Regions from separate parts of the Homo sapiens genome. Here all the other regions are linked to region 1. Evidence: chromatin contacts called from ENCODE Hi-C or POLR2A ChIA-PET data. All regions are on one chromosome and are shown on one strand. The core of a region is the stretch at or near the end of the contact, and the rest is flanking DNA. Distances in the headings are between cores, read along the strand shown.

Evidence for each region. A loop is a pair of places that touch in the nucleus more often than their neighbours do. ChIA-PET counts read pairs that join two places held with the same protein, here RNA polymerase II (POLR2A). Pooled maps may share reads with other maps.
Region 2: a loop to region 1 is called in a map of CD14-positive monocyte, with 2.9 times the contacts of the local background. The contact joins two enhancer-like sites. A Hi-C loop is called at or near these places in 19 of 168 maps with a recorded cell type or tissue (B cell, CD14-positive monocyte, Caco-2 and 15 more), 25 of 37 single-sample maps with no recorded cell type and 24 of 50 pooled maps. POLR2A ChIA-PET finds 5 or more read pairs at or near these places in 5 of 52 experiments (CD4-positive, alpha-beta memory T cell, H1, PC-3 and 1 more).
Region 3: a loop to region 1 is called in a map of heart right ventricle, with 3 times the contacts of the local background. The contact joins two enhancer-like sites. A Hi-C loop is called at or near these places in 7 of 168 maps with a recorded cell type or tissue (Caco-2, K562, OCI-LY7 and 4 more), 10 of 37 single-sample maps with no recorded cell type and 10 of 50 pooled maps. POLR2A ChIA-PET finds 5 or more read pairs at or near these places in 3 of 52 experiments (CD8-positive, alpha-beta T cell, OCI-LY7 and activated CD8-positive, alpha-beta T cell).

The regions. Positions count from the first base shown.
Region 1 is chr12:11,890,278-11,894,876 of GRCh38, forward strand. ETV6 (ETS variant transcription factor 6) reads left to right here. Exons shown (of 8, transcript NM_001987.5): 8 at 664-4,599. The coding sequence ends at 769. Among named protein-coding and RNA genes, the nearest start is that of BCL2L14, 180 kb to the right of the region's middle. Within about 2 kb of position 1,601, at least 7 of the 41 ENCODE cell types and tissues checked have a DNase peak (open chromatin) inside an H3K27ac peak, as active enhancers do; they include CD14-positive monocyte, OCI-LY7 and heart right ventricle, where a contact is called at or near this core.
Region 2 is chr12:12,031,488-12,036,351 of GRCh38, forward strand. No RefSeq gene overlaps it. Among named protein-coding and RNA genes, the nearest start is that of BCL2L14, 37 kb to the right of the region's middle. RefSeq lists enhancers at 817-866, 1,317-1,416 and a silencer at 1,868-2,162. Within about 2 kb of position 2,049, at least 28 of the 41 ENCODE cell types and tissues checked have a DNase peak (open chromatin) inside an H3K27ac peak, as active enhancers do; they include CD14-positive monocyte, OCI-LY7 and heart right ventricle, where a contact is called at or near this core.
Region 3 is chr12:11,717,067-11,721,996 of GRCh38, forward strand. All of the region lies in intron 1 of ETV6 (ETS variant transcription factor 6), which reads left to right. It overlaps LOC124902879 (a long non-coding RNA gene), which reads left to right. Exons shown (of 2, transcript XR_007063212.1): 1 at 1-1,312; 2 at 1,993-4,930. Among named protein-coding and RNA genes, the nearest start is that of ETV6, 70 kb to the left of the region's middle. RefSeq lists enhancers at 2,994-3,053, 3,144-3,293. Within about 2 kb of position 2,850, at least 16 of the 41 ENCODE cell types and tissues checked have a DNase peak (open chromatin) inside an H3K27ac peak, as active enhancers do; they include heart right ventricle, where a contact is called at or near this core.

The sequences.
Region 1 (4,599 bases), core at 351-2,850:
GGATATACAGCTCTCATGAGTCTGTAAAATCTAATTCTGTAAAAGAAAGAACATATATACATGGTCTGGACCAAGGCTTTCTCGTGTGGTCATGCATTAATGCACCACGTGATCCCAAAGGGTGCTCACTACGTCACAGACAGCCTAGACTTTTTTTTTTTTTTCCAATAATTAGGATTTCACTTTGTCACCCAAGTTAGAGTGCAGTAGCATGATCATAGCTGACTGCAGCCTTAACCTCCTGAGCTTAAGGGATTCTCCCACCTCAGCCTCCCAAGTAGCTAGGACTACAGGTGCACACCACCGTACCCAGATTTTTTTTTTTTTGGTAGAGGTGGGGTCTCGCTATGTTGCCCAAGCTGGTCTCAAACTCCTAGGTTCAAGTTATCTTCCCAACTTGGCCTCCCAAAGCACTAGGATTATATGCATGAGCTACCATGCCTGGCCCTAGTCTTTTTAAATAAGCATTTTACCACTTTTTAGACAGTCAGAGAAAGGAGTACCTTTTCCTAATTTGCACTAAGTTAACATTAATCTCGGGGTTCAGTAGCTCTCCAGCTGTATAAGATGATGGAGTCTTTCTTTATATACAGGCTAGAGTTCAGAGTGAAGACAGCTTTAGGAAAATGGAATCTCTTACCTCCTCCACTTCTTCTTCCAAAGGTTTATGAAAACCCCAGATGAAATCATGAGTGGCCGAACAGACCGTCTGGAGCACCTAGAGTCCCAGGAGCTGGATGAACAAATATACCAAGAAGATGAATGCTGAAGGAACCAACAGTCCACCTCAGCGGGCCAGCAGCCCAGGGAACCCCTGCCCACCAGGATTGCTGGAAGTGTGACGGAGCAGGCGGGCTGAGGAGAGTGGAAAAGGAAGCGACCCAGAAATGGCAGGGACACTTCTCTTGCAGACCAAGAGGGACCCTGGAGCACCTTAGACAAACTACCCAGCACAGGCGGGGCTGGAATTCTGGCGGAGGGCATGAGCCTGGGACTCCATGTCACGTTTCCTTCTGATTTGGAATCTCTCCATCTGTAATTCCTCACCCTCACCCTTCCACCGTTGTTAGTATCATGGTGTTTTTGTTTTTGTTTTTGTTTTAAGAACCTGCAGTTTGACTCTTCATCGTTCATCTAGGGGAAGACATCTGATGTTGTTTTCCTATGGAAATATATATCTATTATATATATATTTTTTGCAAATCTCACAAAGTGCGGCAAGCCCAGCTGGTCAGGAAAGAGAATACTTGCAGAGGGGTTCAGGTTCCTCTTTTTCCTGCCACGTGGATCAGGTCTGTTCCTGTTACTGTTGGGTCTTGGCTGAAAAAAAAAAATGCTTTTAAAAAAGATAAAATGAAAAGGAGAGCTCTCTTTTTCTCTCTCTTGCTCTGTTCTTCCCTTGGTCCCCTCTGTCCTCCCGCCCTGCCTGCAGTTGAGATTCAGATGCCTTCTGACAGAGTTCAGCCTCTTGGAGAGTCTTGGGGATTGTTGGCACCTAAACAGAATCAGTGACCCGGGTGCTTTGTGGCCAGCAGCACAGAATCAAACCCGCATCCCAGCATTGGGCCACCCATCTGAGGGAGGCCAAAATCATCACAGATGCTGCTGTGCTGCAGACAGATACATGCTAGTCCAGAGAGCCGCCCCTGAGATGGCTGTGAGAACCATGTGTCTAAGGCGTAAGATAAGGATGGAAGGCTGTCCAAGTTATTTGGAAGGCCTCGGCAGCTTGGGATTAGCTTGGGAGCGCAGCGCTGCAAAGTGGAAAATATGAAAAGACCACACAGGCCCAGCAGTCCAGAAACTGGGCAAAAATATTCTGCAGTGGGGATTTATTTTTCCAAAGCAGGTAACAGAGGCTAGTGAGAAAGAAAAGCTCCTCTCTGCTCCATTCCAAAGGCCATCTTGTGGTCAGTTTCATGCCCTCACCTGATTTTTTTTTTTTTTTTTTTTTTTCAATTCCTAACCTTTTTTAAAGTTTCCTGGTCTCCACTGGACACAGAGCTTTGGAGACGGAGGATCCCAGAGGGCAGTCTCAGTTGCAATCAGTGTGTGCCCAGCCTGGGCAGACAGGAAATTCCTCGGATACATTATTTTTTCTTTCTTTCATAGCTGTGTCTCAGAAAGGACCCATTTGTGGCTCTTTTTCACCTCAAAATAAGATCGATGGTATCTTGTAAAATGAGGGTAGTGCCACTTCTTAGTATTTTTGAAAGCTGTTTTAGATTTTTTTTTTTTTTCCTTTTCTAGCCATCTAAATTGACTCTTCCAATATAGGTCTCAGAAATCCAATATTTGGAGTACAATTTCTTTTAATCCAGATTACACCTGCCTTACAAAGCACCCCCTCCTTGTTCCCCTCTGTTTCCTCTACTCAGTTGGGGGAGAAACTCACAGCTCCTCCGGGATACATATGTGCCCTCAGCAGCAGCTCCCAGGTGAAGTTACCAGACCCCTGGGCTTCTCCCCAGCTTTTTCTGAGTTGAGTCAGACATGTAGAGTTTGGGTCACACAGGCAAGAGGAATTTTCCCTCGGCCTTACTGACAAGGACACCAACCTAGGGTGCAAACAGATGGACTATGGTTCAAGGACACTGGAATTGAGGAGCTGATCAAGGCTCTCTTCAGCCTTGCTCTGTCCCTGCCTCTTATCAGAGCACAGGTAGACACACGGGCATAGCCAGCCCACTCCTACTGTCACAGGCGCCCCACCATTCAACCTTCCGGGAGGTCAGGGACCTTCTATATGAGGCGAGTGGGTCTCAGTCTGCTTGAATGGTGATGAGATTCTGCTGGATCTCAGCACGCTGCAGGTGTCTTTTGAGAGCATTCAGTAGGACATGGTGATCCCTATTTCAGCCTCTAAGATGACTGGTATTCTATCTGAAATGCAGAGATTAAGCCAAATACCTGATGTATTGTGAAAGCCACTGATTTTAAGAATGGAGAGAAAGGGATTTTTTACTGCATCCCTCTGTATGAATATGAAATCAGAGACCAGGGCATGATGTTGCTAGGATTAGAGCCTCTCAGTCTGGCCTCTTCACCCAAGTGCAAGAACTCAGTCTCTTACTGTTCAAAGAATCTTAACAGTTGAATTATGGAGGGAAATTCCCTTTTGCCCCAAGCATTTCTATATTTAAAGCAATATCCCAGGAGAATATGTTAGACTTAGGATGATACCTTCAGCCACTTGAAGAAGAAATAGAAGGCGCTCATTCCAATATAGTCTTTATTTCCCATTCAGATACAGGTTGAGCATCCCTAATCTGAACAGTTAAAACCCCCAAATGCCCCAAAATCCAAACCTTCCTGAACGCTATGACACCATGAGTGGAAAATTCCACACCTAACAAACACATTTGCTTTCTTATGGTTCAATGTACACAAACTGTTTTATATAGAAAATGATTTCAAATATCATAAAATTACCTTCAGGCTATGTGTATAAAGTATATATGAGCCATAAATGAATTTTGTGTTTAGACTTTGTGTCCATCCCCAAGATCTCTCATTTTATATATATATATATATATATATATATATATATATATATATATATATACACACACACACACATACACAAATATTCCAGGATACAAAAAAAAACATTTAAAAATCCGAGACCCAGAACACTTCTGGTCCCAAGCATTTCAGATAAGGGATATCAATCTGTACTACCAATAAGGATTTCGTAATTCCCCTAACTGCAAATGTCCTCTTCATTTGTTCTTTATGAGAAAACCCGGGTAGTGCCAGCACCTGGATACAGTATTTACACCCTGCAGACCCTAAAGATTTCAGATTCAGTTAGCAAACCTTGATGAAGCACCTGCTGGACACTGAGGGACCCAAAGCTCAATCAGCCATAATCCCTGCTTTCAGAGTTTATATTGTACCTGCCTAATCCACCCGGCGTGACTCATTTCAACACTAAGTACTAGGGGTGTTGTCAGGAGACAAATCTGAAGTCAGGAGAGGAAAATGCAAAGGAGCCCTGCCGTGTGATGGATGTGCATTCTCACTTGGGTCTTGAAGTTCTCATTCCTACATCTCAAGCTAGCCAGGCAGTCTCCTCTCTATCAGAAGAAAGCACTGGTAATTGGCTAGACTGGCTATGTTGAAGGTAACATGAACTCTAAGATCTTGACCCAGGGCGACTTGGTTTTGCTTAAGGTGGCATCACCAATGTTCCAAATCCTTTAGGGAGATGAGGGTATCCCCACAGAAAAAGAGGAATAATAGACCAATGGATTTTCTCCTTTCACCAGTATGTTTGGAACCCTCTGATCCAATGTCTTTTGATACTGATCTCTTGTCCAAATGAGAATGTCGCTTTAGCTGAAATTCAAATGGCTGTGACAATTTACCGAAATGATGAAGTAACCACCATTCCCACCTTTCACTGCCTAGGCTCCAAGTCTGAATACATTTTTGAAATAGGAACTCCCTTTTGCAAAAAAGAAACCTGGGTGTCAGGGAGGTGAAGTGACTTGCCCTAGGAGCAGACAGCATGCCAAGAATGGAATTAGGCTCAGGATCCAGCCTGGGCTCACCCTGTGTGGCTCATTCCCACCCAGGAAACTGAAGATAAAAGAT
Region 2 (4,864 bases), core at 799-3,298, 140 kb after region 1:
CGAAGTTACTCTCGGTGAGTCAGTGAGTGAGTGGTGAGTGAATGTGAAGGACTGGGATATTATTGTCCACTACTGTAGACTTTATAAACACAGTACACTTAGGCTACACTGTTTATTTTTAAAATAAAGTAATTGAGCTACAACATGACAATGGCTACAGCGTCACTAGGTGATAGGAATTTTTCAGCCCCATTATAATCTTATGGGACCACCTTCATACATACAGTCGGTTTTTGACTGAAACATCATTACATTCAGCACGTGAATGTAATTGCGATGAAGTGAAAGATAAAGGTTATAGTTCTAGTGTATCCACAGTGCTTTAGGAGATGAACTGTTAGGGAAAGCCAGAAAAATCTCCACCACGGAAAAAATATTTGGCCTGCGTCTTGAAGGATAAATAGGAAGTCAGTACTCAGACAGGTGCCAGTGTTTTTCAGCCTGAGGCAGGGAGGTATGAGAGACAGCTGGAAGGGTTTGAGAATGGGTGGTGAGAACTTACACTTACTGGGGACTGGATATAAGAATGCAGTAAGACGTGGACCTAGCACCGTGATTTTTCGACCTGGGCTACACATCAGAAACACCTAGCGAGCTTTTAAATCTTCCAGGGCCCAAACCACATTGTGAACCAATTAAATCAGGACGTCTGGGGCTAGAAGCCAGTCATCAGTATCTTTTTTTAAGCTCCCAAAGTGATTCCAATGTGCTGCCAAGTCTCAGAACCACTAGTCTAGAAAGGAGGGATAAGGATTTTCAGCAGCCCCCACAGAACCGGCCCTCCTGGTGACCCTGCAATCCTGGCACACACACCCCACCCCGCCTGGGAGAAAGACCGGCCACACCACAGTCATCGGCTGTTTCCTGCTGCTCCTTTCCTCCCACCAGCATTTTACTCTGAAATAGTGGTTCTCAAAGTGTGGTCTCCAGACTGTAGCATCAGCCTCAGGGGGAAATTCTTAAAAATGCAAATTTCCCAGCCGCACCCTGGACGCATTCACCCAAAAACTCTGGGAGTGGAGCCCAGCAACTGAGCCATGCTAAGGTTGGTGAGCCGCTGCTCTGGAACATTGATCCCTCCCAAACTGCAGCAAAGCAAGCACCTGGGTGTAGCTCTGGCTGTGTAGGTGCTACTACAATCTGCTGGAGTCACTGCTTGTCGGCAGAGATGCCGTGGGAGCTGGCCTGGGTGCCTCCACGTTGGCCGTCACCACCAGGCAGTGGCCTTTGGCCTGGAATCGAAGGTACCAGAGGGCTGATAGCTCAGTTTTTTTATGGCACCAAGAAAAGACTTTCAGATTGGAGGTATGGGATTTTCTTTATTTTTTAATCCTCTTTTAATATAAAGTGGCCCCTTAGCAAACTTTCAAGATATTTCACATCAGAACTGGCCGGGAAATCCGGCATGTGGACAGACACGGATATGCCGTGTGCATTTTTCCGTTGGAGGAAGAGGGTAGGCTTGGGTGCTGGAGGGTGTTGCCTGGGGGCGGAGCGAGAAGGAAGAAAGGGCGCTGCTGGTTCACACCTCACCCATGCCCTCCTCTCAGGCCCCAATCAGGATGGAATTAAAAGACCCTGGGAGGAAAATAAGGAAAGCAACAAAGGAAATGAGTTCCCCATACAGAAAGGGAAATTGCCTTTCCCGTTAAGGTCAGACTGGTCCGAAGTAAAGGACTGGTGCGCCTTAGCAACCGCCTCTGCTGAAGCCCTAACGCTGGAGCTCTTTCGCCCTCGCAGAATAACCGGGACTTTCTTGCAGCCGGAACCAGCCACGTCCTGATTCCACACTCCCTTGAGGAGCCAGCCAGCTCCACATTTACTCAAAGAATCCGAAGGGCACCAAGTGGATGCTCTGCCACACGATTGAAGAGGGCAAGCTGTCTGGGGGGTTTTCCACCTCTTTTCAACTCAACTATTCTGAGCTGAAGTACTGGACCCGTTTTGTTTTTCCTGTTTTTTCCTGCTTCGGTAAATCTGGAAAAATCCTGCAGGTCTGAAAAACTGTTGGACTTGACAGCGTGTGTGTAGCGCCACCTGGTGACCACAGCTTATCAAAACAGCTTCCTTCTGGGGCTCTTGTGGATGTACATCAAAGGCTCCAGCTTCCAGACAGGTACACATCCTGTTCTCACGCCCGGCCCACTTTCCCGTGGGAATGTCAGCCACTCTGATTTGCCTTGGCTGAAAACCTCCTGTCTTTGCATGGAAAAAAACACAAATAATATGAACAAGCAACAGAGTTTTCTTTCTCTCTTAAGTAACCAAGCATTTAAAATCTTCTAAAGCACACATTTCCCTAATTGAGAAAGGAAGCAGAAGAAAAATTTCTGGCTGAAATTATAAATCATAATAAATGGTCGGAAATACCTTCTCCCTTAGATTCCTGGGGTCCTAGTGTAGAGGAGACTTCAGTTGCCCTTGACACTACAACATCCTGACTAAAAGCCTGTTTCCAAGGTGATATTTGATAGACATGAAGGACCCAGGTGGAAAAGAAGGTAGTCTGGACGGCACGGCAAGGAGTGGAACACGCAGGCTATGAGGTGTCAGCAGAAATCAGTTCTGGTCCTGGCACTGCTACCAACTTGCTGTGTGACCTTGGGAAGTTACTTAAGCTTTGTGGATCTCAATGCCCCAGACTCGTTAACTTCTTTACTATTTTTTCCCATAAATTCAGTGTTTCTGAAAGATGTTGCCCACCAGAATGCATCTCTAAAATAGGAGCTTAATAAGCTTTCTGTCTTGAGGGATCAGACGTATAAATGTCAGGCAGGCCTTCTGATGATCATGATGCAACCAGAGTTACCACAGTGAGTCCATATCACAGACAAAGGCGAAGACACTTGATCCCTTCTTAACCTGGTCTCCCACCCATGAATGATTTTTGTTAGGATTTCAGCATGTTGAAACTAACCCACAGACCCTAGTTACAACTTTCTCAGGGCCTGAGAGCTGGGGAATCCCAGTTTGGGAACCAAAAAACTAGAAAATCTTGAGGGCAACTCTGGCTGTCATGAACTAAAACAGAGCAAAGATGGAAGCCTGTGGTATGTGCGTGCAGGTAGAATCTCGATTTGAGAAATGGCGTTACAAGGAATTAACACTTCAGAAATGCCAGCTCTGTGCCAGGATTTTTTTATTTTATTATGTATATTTGTCATGGACAACATGTTTTGGAATATGTATACATTGTGGAATGGTTAAATAAAGCTAATTACATATGCATGTGCTCACAAAGTTATCATTTTAGGGGTGACTTAAAATCTCTCAGTGATTTTCAAAAATATATGTTATTAATCATAGTTGCAATGTTGTACAATAGATCTCTTGAACATATATTCCTCTTGTCTAACTGAAATTTTATGTTCTTTGACCATCTCCCCAACTGCCCCCCAACAAGCCTGAAAGCCCTGGTAACCCCTATTCTACTCTCTACTTCTTTGAGTTCAACTTTTTAAGAGTCCACATATGAGATCATGCAGTATTTGTCTTTCTGTGCCTGACTTATTTCACTTAGCACAATGTCCTTTGGGTTCATCTATGTCACAAGCAACAGGATGTCCTCCTTTTTAAAAGACTGAATAGTATTCCATGGTGTGTTTTCTTTATCCAACCCCATTTTCTTTATCCATCCATCCGTTGATGAACACTTAAACACTTAGTTGGTTTCAAATCTTGGCTATTGTGAATAGTGCTGCAATGAACATGGCAGTACAGATACCTCTTCAACATACCAATTTTATTTCCTTTGGATATATATACCCAGGAGTGGGATTGCTAGATCATATGGTAGTACTATTTTTAATTTTTTAAGGAACCTCCATACTGTTTTCTGCAATGGCTGTGTTAATTTACATTCCCACCAGCAGTGCACAAGGCTTCCCTGCTCTCCACAACCTCGCTAGCATTTGTTATCTTTCATCTTTTTGATAACAGCATTCCAACAGGTATGAGGTGATATCTCATTGTGGTTTTAACATGTATTTCTCTGATAATTAGTGCAGAAGTTTTAGATACAGAATCACAGTTAGTCCTGACAATAATCTCTAAAATACCCATGCAGATGGGGAAAGAGCTGCAGAGAAGTTAAAGAAATTGTCTGCACCTTACAGCTGAGACCAGAACCAGGTCTGTATAATTTCAGAGCACATAATCTTTCAAAGTAACCTAACAAAATCACAGCAACTTTTAGGTTCACAGAGAACAGGCCAAAAAAACAAACAAACAAAAAGAAAGAAATTATAGTAATTTCCAGGTATGAACCAGTAATCCAAACTAAACATATTTTGTTGAATGAATATCCTGGATTCTACTATGTTTCTCCAAGTCCCCACTGTCTTAAAACATAGCATTTGGGGTTCAGTAGTTACTGATAAACCTTTTGCATATCTATGCACTGTTAGTTCTTTACCCTACACATTATTTTATTGTAGTAAAGCCAATTTTCTGACATTTATCTGAAAGCAAACTGTGAAGTACTTCCATTCTACTTCCTGGTGATTTTTAGTGACCTGGTGCCATTTGAACGTATGTGTCCTCCAAAATTCGTATGTTGAAACTTAAACCCCAAAGCAATGGTATTAGAAGGTGGGGCATTTGGAAGGTGATTAGGTCATGAGGCCGCCACCCTCATGTGAATGGGTTTAGTGCCTTTATAAAAGGGCTGGAAGGAACTAGCTAGGCCCATTGCCCTTCCATCTCTTCTGCCACATGAGGGCGCAGTATTTATCCCTTCTGCTCTTCCACCTTTTCCACCATGTGAGAACACCAGAGAAAATACCAATCTGTGGCCAGGCGTGGTGGCTCACGCCTGTAATCCCAGCACTTTGGGAGGCTGAGGTGGGCGGATCACTAGGTCAGG
Region 3 (4,930 bases), core at 1,600-4,099, 170 kb before region 1:
AGATAGATGCTTCCCCTGAGCCTCAGGGAAAGCTTTATTTTGCCCACGTTGTATTCCTTCCTGCATCGTATATGTTAATGTTGCTCTGCCACTCCAAATACAGCAGTGTCTGCTCAGTTCCATTTTCTTCCTTTTGCAAAGAGCAGGCAACCAGCTATGCCTTCCTGAGAGCAGACAAACCTGGAGCCAAGGGGGCCACATTTTCAGCTTCAATAGCAATTGCTGCAGCTCCCTTATTTCATCACCTATTAGGATGCGCAGGCGGCGCTAAGTGACACATAGCCCATAAAACATATCTGCTTCCTGCTGATTTCATGGTTCTGGAGGACAGGCTGTGCACAGGGATTCAGACAGAGTGTAGTAACAAGCAGGGGTGCTATGGAATATTCATTTATCCTAAATAAATATCTTTTTGGCAACTGCTTTTCCCTATAGTGTAATACAGTAACGCTATGGGGCATGTATACATGTGTGTGCATAAGGAACATCCGTCCATCTCTAGCTGTCATGTCTGAGAACATTAATAAAAGGCTCGACCTCATGCGCCTGCAAGTGATCACAAGACAGTTACTGAAGCATTCAAAGAAGCAATGTCTTTGTCATCTGACTCATTTTGAAAACGCATGAGAATGCTTTCCCAAGGCAATTTCTTACAAAATACACCGTGGGACATTTTTCCTATAGTTTATTGTTGTTGATGATCATCGAGAACTTTGTACCCAGAGACACTCTACACTGTGAGTGTCCCCTGATATTCCCTCCCACTCAGCCTGATCAGTGGTATCTGACCTCCAACTACTCGCTGCAACAACCCGTTCTCTAGCTGAGTGGGCCTGGACTTTGAACAGAATTAACAGCCTGGAAGTGGAGTTCTCAATCTCAACAGCCCCTTACCTCATGCAAATTTCTTTTGAGCTGAAAAGAACAAACAGAATGCCACCTTTTAAAACAACCTTCTTCGAAACATGGGGGGAAAGTCAGGTTTTATATAAATCAGAGAGATAGAAATAAGGCCCATAATAAAAAACTTGAAATAGATTTGGGAAGTTTCCGAAACTTCCAAAAACTAGTGGTCCAAAGTGGGCAATATTTTTTGTGTGCATTGAGAGGCCCTTCCTGTTTCCTTGGTCCATGCTGGTGTCTTGCCCCGTTCCAGGAACCCTGGGCTCCCCTGTGCTGAGCAGCCCCCACACCTCAGCCCAAAGCCTCACCCCTTGCCTGACCACACCCCATTTCTTTTGGCACAGCTTCCCAGACTTACAAGATGTCTTGAAGTGACTGAATGGAGTTAGTGTTCGGCAGGACTGGCTAGGTAACTACTGGGACTTGGTGCAGAATGTAGATGTAGGGCTCCTTGTTCAAAAATTAGGAAGAATTTCAAGATAGCCACAGCAGAGCATTAAAACAAACCCAGGTTGGCTAGGTGTGGTGGCACACTCCTGAAATCCTAGCACTTTGGGAGGACGAGGCAGGCGGATCGCTTGAGCTCAGGAGTTTGAGACCAGCCTGGGCAACATGACGAAACCCCATCGCTACTAAAAAAAAAAAAAAAAAAAAATTAGTTGGGCATGGTGGTGTGTGCCTGTAGTCCCAGCTACTTGGGAGGCTGAGGTGGGAGGCTTGCTTTTAAGCCTGGGAGGCAGCCTGGGCAACAGAGTGAGACTGTGTCTCAAAAAAATTCTCAGACAAGCACAGGACCTCTGTATGACTGCACAGGTCACAGGTCGCACACTCACGAAGCCAGCCCAGTGCTCAATACTGTATTTTAGAATAAGCAGGAATCAGTTTAGGGCTGCCAGACTTGCAGAACAATCACTGTGAGGGCTGATGGCAGATCCCTGATCTGTGATTCAGAAAGAGTCATTCAGACAGGCATTGCCCAGAGTCTGGGTTCTCTCTCTCCTGAAGTTGTTGAGGCTGTGCAGAATGTATGTGTTTAGTGTTTCATCCAGTCTGTTAGGGTAATCAGTGTGATTTCTCTGGCATCTCCAGGACTGGAAGCAGACCAGATTTAATCAAAGCTGTTGAAGCTGCCCAGGGACTGGCTAAGCTGCCACCCTGTTAGTGAGGCCGCTGGGGAGAGGGAAACTGAAGCCTGCACCACGGGGAGCCGTATACTGGAGTCTGGAATCCATTTGCTCCACGCAGGAGGCCTGCATCTCAAGTCAGGAGGCACTGCCTGGAAATCTAGCATCATGTTGATACTCTTTGGTGAAGGAAATGTGGTCCTTGCCCCAAGTTATCTCACAGTCCCTTTGGGCAATCTCATGCATATTAAAAATACCGACAAACATAGACCCACGAAAGATCCTGATCTTTTAGGTCTGTCATGTGATAGAGACAGTAAGTGCTCTGTATAGACATCAGGAGATTTTCTTCCCTGAAGGACAAGCTCTTGTAGCATTTTCCTGCACTGAGATGCAGTCATGCTAGCCTGTCTTTCACTCACCAGGGATGGCAAGGAAGGACCAGCTGACAAGTAATAAAGCAAACCAGTTTGTAATTTTACAGGGCTCTGAATAAAGATGCATTTATCTCTGGCCAACACCAAGAGGCCTCGATGTCTCTCACAGGGAGGAACTTGATGGGCTGTGGCGTCTTTTGGGGGTGCTAGGGCAGAGTCAGGCTTGAATCTGAGAAAGGCAAGTCTGTGCATTAAAATCCAGCACGGGGGTGGGTCTGGGGCAAGGGACAAGAGAGAAGCGGGAATGGAAGGCAGGGATGAGGACTGGTAACAGACCCTCTGCCTCCTTCCTTCCTCTTCCCTCACACTGGCTCTTTCAGCCACTTCCCTCACTGAGATAGGAAGCGGTCCTGTGGTGACGCCAAGGGCACAGGCTTCTGCTGTCTGGGCTCCGGCACAGTCATTGGCTCTGAGTCATCCGGGAAGGAAAGGCATCTTTTACCGCCCCCTCTCCCACCGTGGCCTCAGGCTCCCACCATGCAGGAAATGCCTGGTCTCCCACGAATCAGAAGCTATAAACAGGACTGGTGGCAGTTCATACAGATTTGGCAAAGGACGAGAAGCTGTGGGTTATTGGTATCAGTGATTATAGAAGGGGAAAGAGTTGATATCTGAAGATAGGAAAAGGGGCTTCTGAGGATGGTGTTAGCATGTTCAGGCACAGCATTAATCTTTAAGAGTCACGAAGAGCCATCAGCACAGTCATCTCCCTAATAAGCCTTGAGAGTGTTGTCAAAGACACTTCTGGATATAAGTAAGAAACCATTGAGACTGAGTTGTATGGTTAAACAGCACAGTTTTTAGGGAGAGGCAAAGGCAACTCTGTGTTCAGCTCTTAGTTCTGACACTTATGAACTCAGATTTAAATTCCCTGAGCCTCAGTTTCCCTGTCTGTAAAATCAGGATAAAAATTTCTTGCTCAAGGCCAACAAAAACAAGCAATGGGGTAAAGGACTCCTTATTCATAAATGGTGCTGGGATAGCTGGCTAGCCATATGCAGAAGAATGAAACTGAACCCTTACCTTTCACCATATACAAAAATTAACTCAAGATGGATTAAATCGAAATCTAAGACCTCAAACTGTAAAAATCCTAGAAGAAAACACAGGAAAAACCCCTCTTGACACTAGCCTTGGCAAAGGATTTTTGGCTAAGTCCCCAAAAGCAATTGCAACAAAAACAAAAAATTGACAAGTGGGAACTAATTAAACTAAAGAGCTTCTGCACGGCAAAAGAATCAACAGAGTAAACAGCAACCTACCGAATGGGAGAAAATATTTGCAAACTGTGCATCCAACAAAGGTCTAATATCCAGAATCTATAAGGAACTTAAATCAAGAGGCAAAAAAACAATAACTCCATTAAAAAATGGGCAAAGGGCATGAACAGACACCTCTTAAAAGAAGACATACAAGCAGCCAACAAACAAGAAAAAATGCTTATTATCACTAATCATCAGAGAAATGCAAATCAAAGCCACGACGAGATACTGTCTCACACCAGTCAGAATGCTATTATCAAAAGTCAAAAAATAACAGATGCTGGTGAGGCTATGGAGAAAAGGGAATGCTTATACACCGGTGGGGGAAATGTAACTTAGTTCAGTCATTGTAGAAAGCAGTTTGGAGATTTCTCAACTTAAAACAGAGCTACCATTCAGCCCATAAATCTCATTACTGGGTGTATATCCAAAGGAAACTAGATCATTATACCAAAAAGACATATACACTTGTATGTTTACTGCCACGCTATTCACAGTATCAAAGACATGGAATCAACCTAGGTGCACATCAACAGTGGATTTGATTTTGTTTTAATGTGGTACATATACACCATGGAATACTTTGCAGCCATAAAAAGGAATGAAATCATGTCCTTTATAGCAACATGGGTAACCATGTTGGAAGAGCTGGAAACCATAATTCTAAGTGAATGAATGCAGGAACAGAAAACCAAATGCTGCATGTTCTCACTTATAAGTAGGAGCTATACATCGAGCACTCATGAACATAAACATGGGAACAATAAACACTGTGGACTACTAGAGGGAGGAGCGGGAGGGGGTTAATGAGTCAGAAACTACCTCTTGGGTACTGTGCTCACTACCTGGATGCAAGATACCCATGTAACAAACCTGCACACGTAAACCCTATGTCTAAAGTAAAAGTTGGAAAAGAAAAAATATTTCCTAAATTGTTCTAGAATTAAGCAAGGTAATATTTATAAGACATCCAGCAGAGGGTCTGGCACCCTGGCATATAATAGATGCCTAATGAACATTAGTTTCCTTATTTTTCTTACGAGAGTAAAATATTAAGATGTACATATTCTGTTAGGTCATAGAAAGTTTGAATGGTGGGAAAAGTCAGCTGTTAAAATGCTGTGGGATCTCTTTTTGAGCCTTTTCACCTGTGATCAAAGTTGTCCATCACCCTGGCATTTTTGAGAGCTGTAATTTAAGGAAG